Regions from separate parts of the Homo sapiens genome. Here region 1 is linked to region 2. A link is a loop called in an ENCODE intact Hi-C map of the cell type or tissue named here. Cell type or tissue: Panc1. All regions are shown on one strand. Links, peaks and the distances in the headings refer to the core of each region. The heading gives the core; the rest is flanking DNA.

Region 1 (8,350 bases), core at 40-8,039, 360 kb after region 2:
GAACTAACATCTGTGTAAGTACCATTAGGCATAGTAGCACTCTTAATGTCAGGTTTTAAATATTTCTAGAACAAATGATCTATAGAAGTCTCTGTGAGTTCTAGTTTCCTTAAAGCTACAGGTTTATTTAAGTGGCATAATATAATGCTATCCAAACCTATCATTTACAAGACAGTAATGCTTGGTAGAAGGTATATACCCACTGTTACAAAATCTTCTAAAAATGTAAATTCTATCTACTTAAATTAAAGCTTATCCTCCAGCTCTGCCCCCAATCCTTGAAAAATATTACATCTCTATTTTTATACTGAGTACTTTTATATAATCATTTGGTGAATTCTTTACCTGATCATTTTATTATGCTGTCAGACTTTGTGAAATCTTTGACTTAATTTTAAATTTCTTTAAATAAATATGAATGCATAAAAGGATATTCACAGAGCTTGTGCAGAAGATACATAATTACAATTAAATTAATACGTACCCAATATCCAGCTCAAGAAATGAAGTATTACAATAAAATTTAGATATTTTTTGTCTCTCTTGATCCTCTTACCTGCTTCTCCCTTCTACAAAGGAAATCGCTATTATAAATTGTTTTAATAATTTTCTTCGTTTTCATTATGTATTTACTACCTATGTATTTGTAGTCCCTACATTATTTTCTTGCTTTTAAACCCTGTGGGTTTATTCTGAACATATCCTTCTGCTACTTGTTTGTTTACTTTAATGGCATTATATTCCTGATAATTACTCAGATTGAGGCACAGAGATATCATTTATTAATTTTACTGAAATATAATATTACTTATACATATATATGTACAATTTATTATATGTAATAACTTTATTCCAGTTAATTACTATATTATTCGTAAATTTTAAATAGATCAATGCATATTTAATGAGTATAGTGAATAGTTTTCTTAAAATCACACAGTAATATGACTGAAAAAGAGTAATTAGGATTGAAATACAAATATATTACACTTTATTCATTCCGTTCCTCATATGATGTGTACTACATATATTGAGCTATACAAATTCTCTCATACATTGTAACATAACATCTTTTTTTTCTGGACATCTGCGTGTCCTCTTGCCTGTGCTTGCTTAAGCTATTTTCCAAGACCCATTAAATTTTAGATCTCCTAGTTATCTTATTTTTTATGCACACAATTATACTTTAATTTTTCAAATTTTGTACTCTTATTTTCAAGCTTGAACATAAGATAATTCATTATTTTGGAGCTGCAAATGTGTTTTATGATAGTAATTAAAAATTTCCTAGAATTAGTTACTTTTGCTGTACCTCAAATAATACTAGTGACAAAAAAGTTATCGAAACACATTTGTTTGCTGGTTAAATTATATGATAATAATTTAAATATAATGTATATAACAAATTAAATAATGTTAACAGCAATCTATAAATGATGTATAAGCTGTTATGTGGTGAACATTAGAATTCTCATTGTATGATGTCAAACTCTCTAATCTCATAAATCAATAGTATTATATATTTATAACATAGTATTAATTTAGTTAATTTTTTTCTAAATTTATAGTAACGTATCATTATATTGAATGGAAAGAGCATAAAGCTTAATTTTAAAATGTATTGTATAGTTTCAATTGTTCTTGCTGTGTCTTTGTTTTGGGGTATTTCTTCTATTTTCAGAATTTTTTTATGAATGCTCTACTTGTTAATATTTAAATTCTCCATTCTACATCAGGCATATAAAATTCTCACAAATAATAAAGGGAGTAATAACATAGATAAAAAGTTTATCTCACCTTTTCAAGCGTTTTCTTTTTTTATGATATCTACCCCGTCTTTTGATATTTGCCCTGAAGATAATTTTTTTGCTGGTAAATGGTAACTTTTCAAGAGTCTCTTTAGAATAAACTTTTTCAAAATTGTTTCCCTTTCAAGTTCTCTATGTAGTCTGTAATTGACTGTTTGCTTTGACTTTGGCATTTTGTTTATACTCACACAAAAACGGGAAACCAATAATAATGTTGTTTTCTTTCAGTCTGACAGTTTCACGTATAGACATCCTTTTTTCTTCGTTTCCTTGACTAACACCGCTTGGGGCCATTCATTTAATCTCAGTTGACTTCTATAATTTCTAGATGTTTTGTGATTTAATCCAACTGTGATAAGTGTTTTGTCACTTTCCATGGAGACTTCAATATCACAGTGATTTCTATTTCTATAGTCTCCCTCTACTTATTCTTTATGTTACTACATTTAAAAGAGAGTGATCATATTTTTAGGTAATATTTTAAATAATTATTTAAGAGGTGACAGAAGAGCTCACCTCCAAGGCATCATTTAGAAAAAAAAGAAGTATTTTTGGCATCACTATGTGACATCATCTTCCAAAGCTATATTTTCTGCCTGGTCATGGGATGTACTGCTACTTCTTATCACTAATCAGAAAAGCAGAAATTATTGGTCATGATTAGGTATCAAGAAGAATGTGTTGCTTAGAAACAGAGCTGAGCTCTATCAACTACAAATGTTTTCTATAAGAATTATCTGTGCAACACTGTGGCTTGTTAAGGTAACTGCTATTGCTGAAATACCTATTCATGGAGGTTTCCAAGGATACACTACTACAAACCTTTTCTTAAATTAAGTGGGAGGTAATAAGCATTCAACAAACAGCCTGAAAACCACTGGTCTCTTTAAAATATCCAACTTCCCTATAAGAAATTATATTCAGTTTGATTTGGGCAATACTGTGTAGGGTGTTTTCTTCAAAGGTACGTTTTTCTTAACAATTATCCACTAATTTAAAATTAAGCTTTATGCTCTTTCCATTCAACCCTTAGGAGGGTTAAAGATTGGGGGTGTGAGTGGGGTCAAAGGTCACTATGTAGAGTGGTCTTAGCCTTCCCAATTGTTAAGTTCGAGCACCAGCTGAAGTCTGAGGGAAGTGGGCAGACAGGGGAAGGAAGCTGGAAGAACACTTGAGAGACAGCAGGTAGATGAAACATAGCTTTATTCTGGAGCTCTCTCACATTGTCAGCCTTTGTCTCTGCTGCCTCCTCTGGCTGCAGCCCCTCTTAGCAGCCTGCTCTGCAGCTCCTGCGGCTCCCAAGCTTACAGCTGCACTCCCTGGCGCACTTGCTAGTTCCTGGCTACCACCCCTGCCCGCCTGCCACCCCCTCACCCCCGCAAACACACCAGTGCTTATCTGTAAGATGGACAGCTCTCCCTCACAGGGTTAGCAGTTTCACTCTCTCCCTCTGGGCGCACGCCAGCACTGCTTGCCTAACTCCTGCAACTTAGTGGGAGTATAAGCACTGTAAGAAGTGTGTTCCACCACGGTAGGGGTGCCCTCGGCCTACTCCTGGGGCCCCATGGGCTGCTCATGTTCTGTCTTCTGGGAGATCATGGGGAGTGCAGAGGAGAAGCCTCCTCCTCCTCCTCAGCATCAGACAGAATGGGAGTTTCCAGCCAGATGGATGGGCTCAAGGTCGCACTGACTGCCGTCTCCAACTACTGTTCCAGGCTGTTTATCTGGGCCTCTAAGTGCCCTGTTTGTACCTGGAGGTCCCTTACCCCCAGGTCTTGCTCCAAGCTGTGCATTTGGGCCCCCAGGTGCACATCTTGTGCCTGGAGGTCCCTTGCTTGTGCAGCATCCTGCAGAGACTGAGCATGTACTTCCTGCAGTACAGTCAGAAACTCCAATCCGACGCTGCTGGCAAAGCTGCGCTCCTTCTTGGTACTGTGTGCTTCCAGCTGCTTCATTGCCTTCTTCACACTCATGGGAGGCCCTTCCACTTCTTCCCACGTTTCTGTTGGGGCCCATCCTAGAAGCACCACTGCATCTAGGTACCACAGCCCATGCTGTGGCCACATAGCCTACCTGGGACCCTCAGGGGCTGAAGACCCACTCACCTCATCCTGCTGACTCTGTCAAATGTCAGGTTCCAGCCCTAGTTGGGGTCCGAGGGGATGGAGTGTAAGGAAAATAGATATGCTTTGGTCTAGAATAGGCCGAGGCAGACATCCCGGCCAGGGTGATTCTGCGAGTTTTGGGCGCAGGCCCACAACTCTGCTTGTTATATAACCAGTTTGTGCAATCTTAAACTTGGCTCTGAGCCACCATTGTCCATAAATGGTATAACTACCCTGCTGACACTGTACATGAGGTGCGCACCCAGAGGCAGAGAGTGAAGCTGCTGACCCTGTAGGGAGAGCCAGCTGTCTTGCAGATGGACTGGGGGAAAGGGGAGCTAGGAATTAGCAAGTGTGCCAGTGAGTGCAGCTGTAAGTGTGAGAGTGACAGGAGCCACAGAGCCGGCGGCTAAGAGAGGCTGCAGCTAGAGAGCCAGAGCAGGCAGCCGAGACAAAGGCAGACAGTGTGAGAGAGCAGCTGAATAAAACCATGTCCCATCTACCTGCTGTCTCTCAAGTGTTCTTCCAGCTTCCTGCCCCCCTGTCCACCCACTCCCCTGGGACCTTAGCTGGGGCTTGAACCTGACACCACTGCCATCATCAATTCCAATGCCAAGAGTTTCATCACTGAAATTTGCCTTGGATCCACCAGAACTAATATCATTATGCTCTTTTTTCCTATTTTTGACTATAAATATATGCGACCCCACAATTCCAGACAGGTTTTTTACCTCTCGCTCTAATCCAACCCCTATGAAGCTTTGCACACCCTCAATCTTGCCCATTGTATTCACCTCACACTCAAACTTCAATCTTGTTCCTATGCCCTCTAAAATTCACAGTTTGCCAAATCCCTACATCATTAAATTCGTTTCTAAACTTTGTCCTAACTTTCTAGTTCTAATAGAAACTTAGCCTTTTCTGTCTTGCTCTCCCATAATGAAAATGTGTTCCCAAAAGCCCTCTAAAATATTGGTGATTTTTTCTCCCATATCATTTATTCCAATAGACCTGAAGAATTGGTAGGCATCTTTCTTTAATCCTTAGGTCTACTTTTTAAGTTTCCTCCTTTTATTATTAGTAAATTCTTCAATTTTGAATTTCATGTAATTAGGTTATATACCTAATTACCCCTCATTGTTGTTATCTAACTACCCCTGCGTTATTCCTTCTGAAGGAGATATTATGATGGATGCAGAAATCAGAGTGATGTCATAGCTTGGAAGGGGTCCACAGGCCAAGAAATACCAGGAGTCTTGTAGACGCTCTAAAAAGAATTGAACAGATTTTCTTCTAGAGATCCCAGAAAGCATACGTAAAATGTACTTTTAAGTTACAACCCAGAACTGTACAAGAATATATTTGTGTTGTTTTAAACTACTAAATTTGGGTTAATTTGTTACAGCAGCAATAAGATGCTAACACATCTTCTAAGATGGAAACTTGCATTTTCCTTTTGCACCTATGAAATTTATTTTCAATATAAATGTCAGAGTAATTTTTTAACACATAGGTAAAATTATGTTCCTTATCAGGTGAAAATTCTGCAATGTTTTTCTGTTTTACTCAGAGTAAAAGTTGAAATCTTTACATGAGGTGCACTGCTACCTTTCTGATTTTCTCCCTTGCTCTTTCTACTTCAACCACTATGAACTCCTTACTATTTCTCAAACATATTAGGCACACTCTTACTTCAAGAATTTGTTTTCTTCTTGTATTTTCTTCTTGGAACACTTTCCCCTTAGATATACCTAGATGAATACCTCACCTTCAAAGATGTGCCGAATTTTCACCACTTCAAGGAAGACTACATGAAATCCGTCCCTCTGCCACCTATTTCCTTTCCCTGACATGCTTCTGCTCTAATTTTGGTTTGTTTGATTTTGTTTCCATTGTAGCATTTATCACATTATTGCATAGTAAAATAATATTTATTATGCTTATCATTCATTTTCTGTGAAGCCCATTAGAACATAAATTCCATAAGGTTAGCAATCCTAGTCATGAAAGTGACGTAAGTGCTTAGAACAATGTTTGATATATACAAGGTGTTACAGAATTATTTTTAATAAAAAAATTAATTCAGGGACTTCTATGTAGCAGGCACTGTACCATGAGCTATATTTATAACAGCATATAAAATAAGTGTAGTCTACCTTGCCTGAAGGAAACAGGCAGGGAAAATAAAAGGCAATTAGTCAAATTATGAGTATCATTATATGTGGAGCCAAGTTTTTACATGAGCAGATAGAAAAAGCATTTTACTGGTTTGGAGGACATCAGTGAGGATTGCCTTGAGGAGATGACTGCAACATGAAACACGAAAGAATATTTGCAAGATAAAAGATAACCAGATGAAGGCCAGGAGAGGTTCCTCATGCCTGTAATCCCGGAACTTTAGGAGGACAAGGTGTACAGATCACTTGAGGTCAGGAATTCAAGACCAGCCTGACCAACACAGTGAAACCCCATCTCTACTAAAAATACAAAAATTATCTGAGCATGGTTGTAGGCACCTGTAATCCCAGCTACTTGGGAGGCTGAGGCAGGAGAATTGCTTGAACCCGGGAAGTGGAGGTTACAATGAGCCAAGATTGTGCCAATGCACTCCAGCTTGGGTGACAGAGTGAGACTCTGTCTTAAAAACAAACAAACAAAAAGGATAACAGGATGAGACAGTGAAGAGTATTTCAGGTATATCAAAAATAAGTACACAGGAATGAAGGGAAGACAAAGTATGGTCTTAGAAATCACTAAATTTAGTAAATATAGATTGAAAAGGGAGGTCAGTGATGAGACATGGTGAAGACGTGTAATGTCCATGCAATTTAGAGCTCTGTAGGCCAGAAATAGTGGTTTAGGCATTTACCTATAGCAGTGGGGACACGCTGAATGGTCTTAAGCAGGGAAGCTAAAATGATTATATAGTTGTTTTAAAAAGTGATTAATTGTTTCAGTTATTGGGAAGAACTCACAAAAAGTAAGCTCTATAACGAGACTCTATGATAAACTTGGAAATCATTATTTCAGTAGAGTGATGGCCATGGATGCTATGAAAGTGAAAAAGTAATGAAAGTGACCATTAAAAAATTTAAGAATTGGCCGGGCATAGTGGCTCATGCCTGTAATCCCGACACTTTGGGAGGCTGAAGCAGGTGGATCACGAGGTCAGGAGATTGAGACCATCCTGGCTAACATGGTGAAACCCCGTCTCTACTAAAAATACAAAGAATTAGCCGGGCGTGGTGAAGGGGACCTGTAGTCCCAGCTACTCTGGAGGCTGAAGCAGGAGAATGGCCTGAATCTGGGAGGCAGAGCTTGCAGTGAGCCAAGATCACACCACTGCACTCCAGCCTGGGCAACAAGAGCAAAACTCCATCTCAAAAAAAAAAAAAGAAAAAGAAAAATCCAATAATTTCTGGTGAATACAGAGATTTAGAATTTAGTGGAATAAGTAAGGTTTATGGAAAGTCTAAGAAAAGTTGTTTGCATTTCTGGATTTTTAGGGTTATATTTTAGAAAGAAAACAGGCCTTCAGCTATCAAACAAGATGAAATAAAAAGAACTAGATTTACTCTGCCTCCTGAAACAACAAGTAAAACAATAAAAAGTAAATGAAATACATAAAGCAATGGTTTGCAAAACAGTGAACATCAGACAACGAGTGACATTAATTCCTGAGAGACAAGAGAAACATGACATGAGGCCTACTCTTGCCTCAGGTCACTGACTTTAATTTCCAGGAAATGGCACAGGAAAAGCTCCATGAACTTTCTTAGTTGGAGAGATGGAGCTGAGAGACTGGAGAAAGCCAGACAGATATTATTTTCAAGACAGAGCTCCACTGAAGAGAGCCATACAGAAAATGTTAATATCTGTTGAGAATTCCCTTCAAGCATTCACTTGAGTAACGATCTGTGCATATGTGTGAGGAAACTACTCACATCCAGTGGAGGAACCAAGTGAGAGGATTAGGGAGAACAGAGTTCAGCACTCACATATGGTTGGGGATGATGCCTGTTCTACCAGGCAAACTGTAAAACCTCATAATTCATGGAGGAGAGTAGATATAAGTAGAGTACTCATAAAGGTTTTACATCCATAGTAAAAAGTTCTACCTATTTTTTTAAAAAAATGAGAACCTGAAAGGATCAAATTGTTTCCATGTAAGTTAATTGCATCCAACGAAATTTATAACAATAGTGAACAATTGTTCAATAATATTTATACAACTTTAAAATGCCTATCATTCAGCAAGGTAAAATTCAATAAAAAATTCCTGGCTTTGCAAAAAAGCATGAAATTTTGAGCCATAATGAGGATTAAAACCACTGATAGAAACTGTTTCAGAAATAACACAGATGATTGAATTAGTACTCAAACACTTTAAAATACTCTAACTGTATTCATGTGTGTGAAAAGTTAGATAAAATGTTG
Region 2 (8,350 bases), core at 37-8,036:
TCCTAATGCACTTTTCTCTTTTTCTAATTATGTCTGTTTGGAGTAACATGCCCTTTCTTGAACAATTTCAATTGGACAAAGGGATACATAATAGTTAATTTAGATTTGATATCCTAGATCATTCAGGTTGCAAAGAAAATGGAATTTGGATTTCCAATCTAGACATTTTCATTCTGATGTCAAAGTTAAAAGAATATGAGAATTAGGGCATTTTCATGCATGTATATTCTCAGATATTTTTCTATCAAACTCCTCCCTCCAGGAAGCCTCAAGGGAGTATGAACTTCTCAGATGAGAGTGTAACCCAAGAAAGAGAAGACATGAGATCTAGAAAACAGATGAGCCAGAGCCTCAGAAAGATGCTGTAAATCTCAGAATGATCATGAGGAAGATTTTTGGATAACAGTGTTCAAGATACACAAAACACTGTATTAGTCTGTTTTCATGCTTCTGATAAAGGTATACCCGAGACTGGGTAATTTATAAAGAAAAAGAGGTTTAAAGGACTCACAGTTCCACCTGGCTGGGGAGGCCTCACAATCATGGCAGAAGGTGAGGGAAGAACAAAGGCACATTTTACATGGCAGCAGGCAAAGAGAATGAAAGCCAAGCAAAAGGGGAAACTTGTATAAAACCATCAGATCTCATGAGACTTATTCACTACCACAAGAACAGTATGGGAAAGACCTGCCCCCATGATTCAGTTACCTCCTACCAGGTCTCTCCCACAACACATGGGAATTATGGTAACTACAATTCAAGATGAAATTTGGGTGGGGACACAGCCAAACCATATCAAACACCTATTTAAAAAAATCAAGAACTATGTAATAGAAAAAAATTGGCAAAACATATAAACTGGCACATTACAGATGAAGAAATACTAATATTCAGTTAACATGAAATGACATTCAAGTTCACTTGTTACTAGAAAATGATTTTAATGGTATGTACTCTAATTTTAACTATTGCACTTGCTGTAATTGTGCAGTTTTGTTGAGCTAAATAAGTTCTAAATTTATATCTTCATTTAACAGTTAATTCTTATATTTTCATTGGGTAATTTAGTATAAGATCTCTATATCATGAATGATTATCTTGATATAGTAATCTGCATTATTTTAATCAGATTTTCCCCAGCACATGATAAAAAAAAATCTCACGTAACTATGTGTGATATTTGCTTAATATATCGTTTTTACAAAAGTGAATTTCAGGCCATCACAACTGTGAATATGCACTTAAAATACCGTCTCATATTTTACAATGTTTCCTGTGGTGTAAGCTGAAATTTGGGGTTAGCAAACCTATCATTAAAAGAGCACACTTATGTTTTCTTTATAAATTCACATGATGTCAATTAAAACTGCCAAGTAGAGCATATCTTGTTGCTTAGAGGAATATTAATTTTTCCTTTTTAAATAGTCTTATTACAAACTGAATACAGAGTATCTACAAATAATACAGAAACTATTTGTAGTGTATGCCTAGAATGTGAAGACTAAAAATATGAGAGCTCACTTACCCACCAGCCACGCTACAAAGTAAAACATAATCCTTGAAGCCCCATGCATGCTCCTTTCCTGACCCTATCTATCTCTGTCAAACCTCAGAAAACTGCTCTATAGAACTTTAAATATTATTCACTTATGGATGAAAATCCCAGCTCACCACTTCCCAGGTCATTGATTTTCAGCAAGATTCTTGCTCTTTCTCTATTTCATATCAGAATAGAATTTTTATGAGAAAGACATTAAATAATATATAAATTGTGTTTCTATATAGACAGTCCATTGCATACTACAAGCTCCACACATGCTAGCTAGTAATACTGGCAGTATTAGTAATGGTATTAGAATTATACTACAAAGAGAAAAAATAGAATTAGTCATGTATTTTCCTTCCCTGGGATATTTCAGAAATACATCTTGATTTATTGATTCGATGTTTCAAGTCTATTTATTTTTTGCTTTGTCTTTGTTGGAGTCCACATTATCTACAAGAGTTCCACTGACTTCACAAAATCTTGAGACTTAGAGCAGCTTGTTTCTTCACAATCTGTAGAAGATTAAGAAAGGAATTAAGATTTTTAATTCATATGTAAAATTCAGAATGCACACACCCAGAAAATAAGCATTCAGAGAATGTAAACATTTGACACTTCACGTTTACTAGGAGGTAGGGATGGACAGAACCATAATAGAAGGTCCAGAAAGAGCAAAGTTAGCAATAGGAAGAGACAAAAATAGTTAAAAAAAAATACACATCCTGATAAATGTGTATACTATTTTGTTACATTGCAAGGAGAACAAACTTGATAAGAAAAATTTTCATGTGTTCAGCTGCTAGGAATGCCAGGACCATACCACTGTGATCAATGGTAGAAGGAGAGGATTTGGAAATTGACTGGATATGGAGAAGCTACTGACCCAGCTGAGTGCTGGCTCTTTGGAGATATGCTGAAGTCCAAACTTTGTGTAAAAGGGCATTAAAAATTCGATGTATTTAGCTTAGATTTCAGTTTAGAGAGAGGACATTCTGATATTGGATGACACTTGAAGTCTGTGTGAAACACCATAATGTATACAATTATTTCAGAACAGATCTAATATCAACAGTGAAAACACATCAGACATAGGGTCTAGGTTTTACTGTATGTATTTAACCAAATTCATTTACCCATTAGTTCACTTAAATACCATTAAAGCCTAGTATTTTCTAAAATTTTCTAGTGCATCAAGAATACAGCTGTGGACAAGAATGGCTAGAATTGAGATCATGTATAACAAAGGCTATCATTAAAGACTGATGATTAAAAAAGTAATTGCAATGTAGTTTTGATTTGCCCAACCATTTAGAAGTGCACAACAGAGTGCCTAACATCAGATCATTCAGGTTTTAAATTGCTGAATAGGAACCCAAGGCAGAATCTCATTCTTATAAAAACAAGGAGTTAGTTTTAGAGTAGATTCAGGTAAGTGGACACTAAGATATTCAGAGCTCTTTTCAAGTGCACAGACATCAGATCTATAGAATTAGACCACAAATTTCACTGGAAATCTAATAACCTCATTGCTTTGCTTATGTCAGTCAAGACTTCATTGAGGTTAGCCTCAATGGGGATATCCTCATTGAGGATAACTACTAGTAATTAAAATGGGTAGAACTAGTAAAAGATGGGCTTAGCATAACCATAGGTGCCAGGGGTGCATCAACTAAATTTCGTATTTTAGAAGGGTCGCGTATAGAAATCAGGCCCTCTAGTAGTAACGTGCTGTCAGGCTCTCAATTTATAACGTTGATGATCTAAATTCACAGTTAATTCTAATTTGCAGGAGTTGTAGCAAGAAAAAATCAGAAGGGGGCAGCAAAGAGCTATCTGGGCCAGAGAAGATCCAATTTGAAAAGTAGCCAAAGAAGATTACCTTGTGTTAAATTACACAGAAAATGCTCTTCCAAAAGGGTGTCAAACCCATCAGAGTCATGGACCCAGATTACCTTTGACCTACTAGATGTTATTTTGCCCTGGTTTTCTTCCTGTCTCTCTGAGTATGTCTTAGTTTTCTTGCCTGTTTCTCTTTTCTCTATGTAACAATTATATATTTGTTTTCCAGGATTCTGGTCTTCATCTACTTTATTCTTGCTTTCCATACTTGCCGTCTCTTTATTTTAATGTATATTCTCTCATCCACTTCCACAGTAATAATTACCATGAACATTCTGAGAGAGAGCCTCTGCTAGCACATGAGACAGCCTTGGTGAGAGTTAGGAAATCATGCCACCTTTTATTGTATGATTTCAAGTAACTACCCCTGTTTTTACTTAAATCTGCTTCTTTTTCTCCAGCCCCTAATAGACTTTAATAACCTCTTGGGTAAACCAATGGCCGTCTTCAGTCTCATTTCTTTTCCCCTAGGCAAAGGCACAGACTTCAAACCAATAAAATAAACATGGTTTTATGTTAGAAATTCACAAATACCCATCACTAAACAGTCTTCCAATACTAAGACTCTGTAATTACCTTCCAACCAGTCATGTACACTAGAATATGTGGCAGACATGTCAAAAACCAAACTCATTACCTTTCACCAAAAATATATGACTTCTATATTTGCTCTTTTGGTTAATCGTGATTCCTTGTACACCATCTGCCAAGTTTGGATGCTGTTACTAACCCCATTAATTTTAGTTCATAAATGACACCTCAACCTGGAAATGTGATAGCCTTATTGCTTTGTTCATGCCTCAAGACTTCAATGATACTAACCTTGGAGAGTGTAACCATTAGTAATTAAAAATAGATACAACCAAGAGTTTTTGCTAATGTTTTCCATAGACTAGGTTACACCTTCTCTCACAATTTGCTTGCCCATGATTTAGTCCTCGAGTCACTGGCACCTGGTTTTCAGGCCCACTCTTCCAAGGAAACTAACATTCTCTATGACATAGCCTTTCTTTACTAAGTCCAGTGAATCTTTCCGATATACTTTGTTTTTGCGGTGTTTGAAACTACTCACCTCATCTTCCTCAGAATGTTCTCTTCTACCGCATTTAAAGTTCTCCATCCTCTTTTTTCTCTCATGTCCTCTCTCTCTCTCGTGTGTGTGTGTGTGTGTGTGTATGTGTGTGTGTGTTGTCAGCTTCCTCTGACTATAAGAAAATTCTGAAACAATGGTATTTAGGAGATTTCATTTCTCAATCTTCCTACTTCTGTCTCTGTGTCCTCTCTGACTACAAGTAAATAATGAAATATTGATATTTAGGAGAGTTCTGATGTCAGTCTTCCTACTTCTCTCTCTTCCTCCTCTCTCTAGGTGCTGGGATCATTCTCACGATTTCACCTTCTATCTACAAGCTTAAGACTCCCCAAATTTATATCTATCTCTACATGTTTAATGGATGTCTTCACTTAAAAGTCATCAGGTACCTCAAATATGCTCAAGATGTAATGTAGCATCTTCTTCCCTAACCATGATATATTTCTCAAATTGGACACTCTGTTTACAGAATTATTCCCCTACTTTTACAAGCATGAATGATGAAGTCATTTAAAATTCCTTGCTTTACTTTCCTTCTTTCATTCCTCACAAAAAGTCCCATTCCCTTCATTTATCTCCAAAAGTAATGATACTCTTCTTCCCATCATCTCTATTGCTGTTAGGACTTACTGTATCTCCCTTAGATTACTACAATGAAACTTCAATAATCTGTTTTACCCTATTTTTATCTATTCTTCTCCAATCATCCACAATGTGCATCTAATCAATTAACTACCCATATATTTCTCTTTAATTATTCCACAGAATGTATGCAAAAATGTATAAAGTTCTTAAATTTTATTATTTGCACTCTTCAAAAAACTCTCAGAGCTCTCACCTCTCTGACTCTTATATGCTTCTCTCCAGCTGTATTAACAATAATTTTAATATAATACAAACATTTAGTATTTACTATATGCCAAATATCTCAGTTTTCTTAATTATCAGATTTTTCTCTTGTGTCTTTGTGAAGGCTACTCCTGCTTTCTGAAATACATTTGCATACTGTTTGCCAACTCCTGTCCTTGAAGTCAGATGCCAACACTCCCCAAAGGTTTGATGCTCTTTGTACTGATGTCCTTTGTACATGCCCTTTGTATGTGGCATATTTCTATCTGAAAACCACTCAAATGTATTTATCAAGTGTTTACATATAATTGCAAAATGGAAGAAAACTCCAAGTTTAAATAGTCAATCTACCAATTTATTCTACCAAGGTATTATTGAAAACATGATAATATATCATTGACATTTGACGCACACATGTAGATAATTTAAGGACCACTAAATATAATTGAGATCTAAGAGAAATTGATATTTGGTAAATTAGAGACCTAATTATTTTTATGGTTCTTTTAGCAATGCAGCGATACATTCAACATTTGATGTTATGATAAAATTAGATTTGTACTCATTCTGTATATTTGAGAAATTTATTGGTATCTTGTAATCAGGTATTATTGGAATCAGGATATCAGTCAGTTTTGTAGGTCTATAGTTGTCTTGATTACATATTTTCACTAAGCGTTTTTAAAATAAAGTAAATCCTAGCTTTAATCTCCACTTGGTTCTATTTTAAATATCAAGCTATATTTAGAATAATAAAGTCAACTCTCAGTCATATGTCTCAGATACTCATGCTAGCATGAAATTACACAGGCAGATTTCCCCAGCTTTGGAGAAAAGATAAATGGGACCCTGTTATCTTGAATTTGTTGCAGCATTATACCAGACAATAGCCAAAGCTAAGGCCAGGTTTTGTTAATTATATAGATTTTGAGGCAAAGCTTTGCATACGGAAGGGTCTGTATTATTTTTCTATAGTTTAAAGCTTTAATACTATGCAGTTCATTTTCTAGCATGCATAAGCTGCTCTGTAATAGAGTTTCAACAGTTTCATTTCTTTTTATGGAAAAGCAAGTTTCTGACTGTATCAGGACAAAGTACATCAACAGTCATCAAAAAGAGGAAAAGAAAACTTCTATTCCACCAATAATATTTAGTCTCTTGCTTAAATCCTGATTTTAGGTTCACACCTATTTACTGAATTCTGTCTGGCTATTTGTTTTTTACTGGATATTTCTCTGAGGGTTACTTGTCAGGTCTTTCTTCCTTGTTTTGGTTCAAATCCCCACCTTAACCTCTATATTTGCACCATTTTGTATCCAATTTAGAAAGAGATATTTTACTTACAAATCAGAAACTAGAAAGAACTCACTCAGATCACACTTTCCTAAACTGTGAATAAATAAACTTTGTTCATAAAATTATTTAGGAATGTATCTGTAGTCACCTTGTAAGAGATAATATTGAAAATAAAAATTCACATTAATGGTAGGAGCTGATTGAATCCGTTCATTCCGACAGCAATGTGGGTCTTAAGAAGATATTTTTAAATTTCCTCCTCTTTAAAAAAGGAGATTTAAATCTTTCTGCAAAGGAGAAAGACTACATAATCTGTGAGAGTCCAAGAATTCAGGGTACATATACAGGGAAGCCAAGTAGAGCAAGTCAGAGACATCAGTGATCATGTTCAACAGAAGAGGTGCCCTTTATATGAGCTTGTGCAGGTCAACACACTGAGATATTTAAAAATTTCAAGGAGCCAGTCAGTGTTGGGGAAACTTAGAAGCAGGGTTACTTTGCTTCAGAACAGAATTTGATGGGCCCTTATTTTTAAGCTCCAAAACATGCCTTTCATTTTCCTAAAATAGTATATAATTTATGGATTGGCATGTGACAGGTTAAAGACTAAGAATGAATGGTAGAGGAGAGGCATGGAAATCATTTAATGAGCTCAATTAAGGACAGTTACCTGTATTCGACAGAATATATGTTAGCCCGATAACTGGGTCAGCAAAGATTTTGAGCATGAGGTTATGTAACATTTAATAATCAGGGTTCTGGTTTCATCTAGAACTAACCTACATAAACAGCAGCAAAGACAGATGGCTCATATTACTTTTTATGTGCCTTAAAACATTTTTACATGGTTTGTACTAAATTAAAAAAAATACTGCAGCATCCTCCTGAACATATAAATAAAACTTAGGAAATCAATACAAAAATCACTTTTACAGGTTGAACATCTCTAATATGAAATAAAAAATCCGAAATGCTCCAGTTGTTGAGTGCTGACACGAAACCACCAGTGGAAAATCTCACACCTGACCTTATGTGGCAGGTCACAGTCAAAACACAGTCAAAACTTTGTTCCATACACAAAATTATTTAAAATATTGTATAAAATTACCCTTAGGCTATGTGTATTACTTGTATATGAAACACGAGTGAGTTTTGTGTTTAGATTTGGGTTCCATCCACAAGATACGCCATATATGCAAATATTCCCAAATCTGAAAAAACCTGGAATCTGAAACATTTCTGGTCCTAAGCATTTTAGATAATGGATACTCAACCTGTACATAATCTTTCTTGTAGATGAGAGATTGTTGAAACAAGCAGAAAGATTTTTAATCACCCAAATGCTAATAATAACAAATTTCCCCATGAAATCACTGAATCAAGCTCATTTGTGCACTTCTTTTATTTAAGTTGACACTTCTTTTATTTACTCATTAGTTCATTGATTCACTTATGTAATAAAAACATTCTAAGGATCACTTCTATAGCATTTTAGCAATTATTATATGTGTATTTTGGATTATTGAAAGGACTCATATGACTACACAATGTATACTCAAGTGAAATGTTAATAATGACAATGTGTATGATAAAACAGGAGAAGGAAAACACAGGCAAACATCATGGAGTTCCCAGACATTCAGGCAAAAATTTTCAAGATATCTCAT

What was found. Hi-C counts contacts between places; a loop is a spot of excess contacts. Peaks named below come from ENCODE experiments on the same cell type or tissue, not always from the same donor. Only the 100,000 strongest peaks of a DNase experiment are listed, where the experiment ranks them.
Region 1: a loop joins it to region 2, with 5 times the contacts of the local background. A loop is called at or near these places in 7 of 110 quality-filtered maps.

What each region holds. Positions count from the first base shown.
Region 1 is chr1:105,134,565-105,142,914 of GRCh38, forward strand. No RefSeq gene overlaps it. Among named protein-coding and RNA genes, the nearest start is that of LINC01676, 480 kb to the right of the region's middle. In Panc1, for the core only: CTCF peaks have their summits at 3,055 and 3,257; a DNase peak (open chromatin) is centred at 3,078; H3K4me3 peaks cover 600 bases; H3K27ac peaks cover 949 bases.
Region 2 is chr1:104,777,320-104,785,669 of GRCh38, forward strand. No RefSeq gene overlaps it. Among named protein-coding and RNA genes, the nearest start is that of LINC01676, 840 kb to the right of the region's middle. In Panc1, for the core only: CTCF peaks have their summits at 3,361 (motif pointing right) and 3,560; a DNase peak (open chromatin) is centred at 3,392; H3K27ac peaks cover 538 bases.